Regions from separate parts of the Homo sapiens genome. Here region 2 is linked to region 1. Evidence: read pairs that join two places in POLR2A ChIA-PET (ENCODE). Cell type or tissue: MCF 10A. All regions are shown on one strand. Links, peaks and the distances in the headings refer to the core of each region. The heading gives the core; the rest is flanking DNA. Region 1 overlaps ASTN1 (astrotactin 1). Region 2 overlaps ASTN1 (astrotactin 1).

Region 1 (2,923 bases), core at 327-2,826:
GAACCCTGTTCTCCATTAAGTAGGATTTTTATTTTATTTTCAAACTGTCATCTTTAGTCCTAGCTATTTTATTGGTTCTCTCTCTCTCTCTCTCTACACACACACACACACACACACACACACACACACACACACACACACACACAGACAGCCTTTTCCTCCCATCTAGGGTATTTTCTGAGGTGGCCAGCACCAGCATTCAGGCTGAAACCCTGATACACTCAGGTGGCCGGTGAGCAGGGTGAACTGGATGACAGGCTTCCAGAGGGCGCAGCTGAGAACTGCCTCCTGCGCCCGCCTCTGAAGCTGCTTCTCCAGCCTGCTCTTTTGTCCCTAGAAGCATTGTCTCCCTTTATGGACATCTTCCAGCTTACTTCATTTTTTTAGACTCATCTTCAGCCCATTTCTCTTCACAACATTTGCACTCTTTGTGGACAGAAAAACCAGGAAGATGACAGAGCTATTGCTAGGTCTAAATAAGAAATAACTGCAGAAAAGGGGTTCTGATCACTCCAGAGGTGGGAATAAGAAATCACTACTTTAAAAATGTTGCAGAGAGGTAATGATTATTAACATCAAGAGAAAAGCAACCATCTTGAGCATCCAAAATACAGGTGCATTATGCCAGATTGACGTACATTTCTGCAAGGAGGTACATGTGGCTAAGGAGTATGAGGGTAGTTGGATGTAACACCTTACAGGTACAAAGGGATATGAAAAGATTATGTGGGTGTTTGTGTTTAAAGGGAAGTAAAAGTGATTTGGAAGTGGGGGGAAGGAGATAACTCAAAATGTCTATTTTTTACTACTCTCATATTCATTAAGCCACCAAGACATAGCAGTTCCTTTTTCTTGTCACTCAGTATAGTCTCACGGTTAAGCATGTGAATTCAGGAGCCAGATGATCTGAGTTCAAAGCCTGAATTTGACACTTATGAGCTGAGAAATCTTAAGTAAATCTTCTCTCTGTGTCTCATTTCCTCCCATGTAGAACAACGATAATAATGCCATTCACCTTATTGGATACTAATAAGAAAATAATAGTCACCTTATAGAATTCTTAAAAAGATGAAAAGAATTAACACGTGTTAACTGCTTATAGTGGCAGGCACATGTTAAGTACTATATAAGTACCTGTTGTTATTATTCTCATCATCACCTGTTGCAACTGTCCCCTAAATGAGCTAATCTCACTATAATCAAATGCAGTGGTTTACAATGGGGGCAAGCGTGGATTTTGACCCCCCTCTTAACTAGGCAATATCTGGAGACACTTCTGGTTGTTACAACTGGAGGGTGGGGTGCTACATGTACACAGTTGAGGGAGTCAGGGACACTGCCAAACACCTATAAGGCACAGGACAGCCTCTCACAACAAGCAATTACCAACCCCAAATGTCCATAGTGCTGAGGTTGAGAAACCCTGATCTAATGCAGGAATCATGATACTTTTTTGGTAAGTGGCCAGACAATAAATATTTTTGGCATTGCAAGCCAAACAGTCTCTGTTGCAACTACATAACTCTGCTGCTGTAGCACAAAAGCAGCCATGGCCAATATATATATGAACAGGTATCACTGTGTTCCAATAGAACTTTATTTACAAAAACAGGTGACAGGTCATATTTGACCTGAGGGCAGTAGTTAGCAGAACCCTGATCTAATGCCTCCTGTGCTTTCCTATAATACCGTATTCATCATCCCCTCTCCTGCTTAAAATATACTCTATAGCTTCCCATTTCCTACTAGGTAAAATCCAAGCTTCTCATTTGAAGTTCAAAGCCTTCTGGCCACTGCCTATATTTCTACCCTCACCCTCTCTGCCTCTCCTGTCAGGATCCATTGCCCTGTCATGCCCACTATTCCCTGAATAAGCTATGTGCATTTCTTCTTCTCCCCTTGTACTCTGCTCATGGTAACTTTCCTATCAGGCATATCTTCCAATTAATTCCCAGGCTCTTTCTTTCTTTTCTTCCCTTCCATCTTTCATTTCAACAGATGTGCCTAATGGCAGTGAGAGCAGTTAGGAAGATGTTATCAAATTTTAAAGGCAATGGATTGTCCTAGAGTAAGAATAGCTTTGGGAATAGCAAGAAGCAGCTAGGTTTGAGAGACACATCTGAGGTGAACAAAGAGGATTTGGCAACTAACAGGATATGTGTGAACTCTGGACAGAGGATAGGGTAATTTGGGGGCAATTATGGAGAATAACCCCAAAGTTTCTCATCTGGAAAATGGAGTGGCTATTGATGCTATTTATACAGGTCAAGAATGATGGGAGTTAGAGCAGGCATCAGGGTGGGAACAGGTCTCATGTTCAATTTTGAACAAGTTAATTTGAGATACTTGAAGGAAATTCATGAACAAATATCCAAGAGGTAGTTGAAAATGGAGCCCTGAAACCCAGAAAAGAGATTAGGACTGGAGATAAAAATTTGGCAACATAATCATAGAGATCTGGGAGATGGGGAGGTCACCCAGGGGAAATGTGTTGTCTACTAAAGAAGGGAACAAAGGACCCTGCCAAAACTCCAGGAAGAGGTAGAAATTGCAGAGGATATATTGGGAAAAAAAAAAAAAAAACCTTTCCTTTTAGATCCCCAAATGTTTGAACTTTGTCCAGGACAGTTTTATTATGAGAAAAGCTGAAGGCCAAGGTCTCACTTTGGGTTATTTGCAAATTAATAGACATGAGGAAAAAATGAACTCTTATCCCTAGTTATAGTAACAAAGCAATTTCCAAATGAGTTTCTGACTCCTTCAAAAGAACTTGGCTCTGGGTCTAAACCTACATTCTATCCAAACATAAATGTGTTTGAGAGTCTCCAACTGATGTTAATTCTACCCTTGAATATGAAGCTCGGAGGCAGCATTTATTCCTTGAAAGAAACTAAGAAATACAAACCCATTTGCCTTTCTCCAC
Region 2 (2,923 bases), core at 117-2,616, 92 kb after region 1:
TGAAATTGGGAATATGGAACAAATCAGGCATAAATAAGTGGAAGCAGAGCTCAGAGAGATGCACAGGGAAAGCACAGATGGGGAGTCTGGGCCATAAGAGCCACTTCAAGCTGGAGAGACAAGGAAATAGGAAAAAGGTGAGTAAGCAAAAGCTCTGCTGTAGAGAAAAAACATGTGGCATAGAAAGAGAAACACCAGGTACGATGGTAGGGAAAGGAGAGGAAGATGTATGATAGGAGATGGGCACATTACTGCAATGCAGCCCAGGAATCTCCCAAAGCCCTACCCCAGAGCCCCAGCTGTCCTGGATCCAGGTCCACCTGCCTTGAGGGTTGGCTGACACACAGCTCCTGTGCCTTCATCCCTGTGGGGTCACTGCCTCTCACTGACCTGTCCTCACAAACATTTCCCACCATTGAGCAACTTGGGCAAGTCACTGTGCCCTGTAAGCAACAGTGCTCACCCACTGAGATGTGAACACCCTTTGGGAGATCTGGAATGCTCAGAGAATTCTGAACTCGGGCACCTCACTAGATGGCCTAGATCATGGAATCCCACAGAGGGCTCTTCTGATCCTCTGTCACATATTATAGGGAAGTCTTTCCCTCAAAAAACAACAAGTAAATATATGCCACCCAACGGAAAGAAGTTATAAAAAATGCTTATTTAGACAATGAGAGAGTAAACTAGTTCCCAGATTTCTTCATTATTGTAAAGTCTAGGTACGGCCCTTTTTTCAGTCTGCAAAATGGGAATCATGATAGCACCAACAACGTCAAACCACAATATGGTGTATCTGTAAGGTCATAAAAACACACCAGCAGATAATGATGCTGGAAAGGACATACATTCTTTTTTATTATCAAAGAAAAGATTTTCTTTTGCCCACTCACATAACTTAACAGTCAGCAATAATGAGGAAGGAAACAAAAAATGCACTGTACATGACAGCCAAAATCAGAATTTGATAAAATATCCTACTTCTAAAGGGATACTGTCATGTAAAAAAAAATCAATTTGAGTAGAAAAAAGTCTGGTTTGTTTATTAGTTTTGCTCCTAATGCCACCAAATGGACCTCAATCTGAAATGGCTTTTGAAATCAAATTTGCTGTTCTCCAATTCTGCAACTTACTCTTTATGCTAATTTGTCTGCACCTGCAGGGACAAAGAAACTGGCAGCATTGAGCATGAGATCCAGGAAGAAAAAGCAACACAAAGATTCAGGAAATGAAACCAGGACTAAATCATATTAGGTGTATAAAGGCTGGACTTTTATAAAACAAGGAAAGAGTGGATCAAATGTCTGAGAGAGTGTTCTGACTGTAGAAAATGCTAGAGCCTTGGTGAGGAAGCTGATGTCTTCCCAGGTCCCAGAAGAAAGAATGGCAGTGTGGGGTTTGTGGAATCAGAAAGGCCAAGTGCTGGGACCAAGCGGGGTCTCTTTCAGCCTGCACATCCCTTAATTATGAGAGTTATTACAAAATGTCTTAAAAGTTTCCTGCTCAAGAACTTAGACCCTATGAGTTGAGGTTAATTCTTCCTTCCAACTTAAAAAATATATTTATTTAAGGCTCTCGTTTGAAAGAAGAAGTACCACAATTTCAAGGAACAGACTGCCATCCTTTTCCCATTGTTCTCTGTTATGTGGGCCCTCAACTCTCTCCTTTCTCCTGCTTCTTTCTGCCATGCCATTGGGTGTGGTCAAAGAGTATCTGGAGCCCAAATCTAGTATCCCAAACAATATAAAACCTGAGAACACAAGTACTACAAAGACACTTGAAAATACTGTCCTCACTTTACAGATGCCCAATTCCTTCACAACATGAACTCCACACCCCCACTGAAAAGATAACAAAAGCTCAGAGAGTTAAGTATTTTGCACAAGGTTATACAGAACGTTCGCTCATAAACAATCCAGAGAAAGAATCCCACACCAGGTCTCGTTCTGTTATTGCCTCTCAAAATTCAGAAAAAAAATTAAAAATGTAATTCTTTGTATTTCTATGTTGATTCCACTTTGAGTATTTTCTCTATCACTCTGTCCAGTATATTTAATTTTAGACTTTTTACATTTCTATATTATAAAGCACTGTTAAAATTCAAGTTCTGTCAACAGCTGGTAGCTGTTGAGATACAATGAATGCTGTGAATGTTATGTGTTTAATGCTTAAGCAACAATGTCAATTTTCACCTTGGATTTATTAAACTAGGGAAAAAAATCAATTGGGAACGTAAGATGTTCAACAGCCACCCACCTACTGTCCTTCCTCTTCCCTTCCTAAGTGTCTCTTCATTCCTCCATTTTTTTTTTTCCTATATCACCAGGCCAAAAAAAAAAAAAAAAAAAAAACCGGTATCACACTCTCAACTAAGACTTTGTTTAAAACAAAATAAAATGAGCATCAGGCTTTTGTCCACTGTTTGATTTTCATTAGAGCAGCTGCCTTATGTCCTTTAGACCAATACTAGTTTCTTGTAGAAGTAAGAGTACTGTTATGGTTAGTATTAAATAATTGCATAAAATGCATTTCTATAGCAAATGACACAAACTTATTTGTGAAGTAACTCTTTTCTGTTAACTGATAAGGAAAGTCTGTGTTTTCCGTATTTGTGAATATGAAGAATTGGAAAATATGAGGTTAATTGACTTTCTCAAAATCACGCCATGAAACAGGATTAGAGTTAGAGTTCATAGCTCCTGCCTCTTCAGTCCAATTTGTTATTGGAGTCACAGAGGAATTTCTTTTAGTGAAACTTCTTGAGATTTTATGTCCCTAATTCTGTTCTGTTTCCCTAGGGAGGAAGTGTAGTGAAGGGGAAAGAGAATGGGCTTTAGAATCAGACAGACGTGGTTAGACTCCCAACTCTGACATTTGCTAGTCAGATGATCCCAGGCAAGTTACATAACCTCGAAGCCTCTGG

Evidence for each region. ChIA-PET counts read pairs that join two places held together with the same protein. Peaks named below come from ENCODE experiments on the same cell type or tissue, not always from the same donor. Only the 100,000 strongest peaks of a DNase experiment are listed, where the experiment ranks them.
Region 2: POLR2A ChIA-PET joins it to region 1 with 5 read pairs; 3 of 35 experiments call an interaction of 5 or more read pairs at or near these places.

Annotation. Positions count from the first base shown.
Region 1 is chr1:176,985,751-176,988,673 of GRCh38, forward strand. The region is part of intron 8 of ASTN1 (astrotactin 1); the gene reads right to left. Among named protein-coding and RNA genes, the nearest start is that of MIR488, 42 kb to the right of the region's middle. In MCF 10A, for the core only: no CTCF peak of the experiment used is centred there; a DNase peak (open chromatin) is centred at 1,471.
Region 2 is chr1:177,077,931-177,080,853 of GRCh38, forward strand. All of the region lies in intron 1 of ASTN1 (astrotactin 1), which reads right to left. Among named protein-coding and RNA genes, the nearest start is that of MIR488, 50 kb to the left of the region's middle. In MCF 10A, for the core only: no CTCF peak of the experiment used is centred there; no DNase peak of the experiment used is centred there.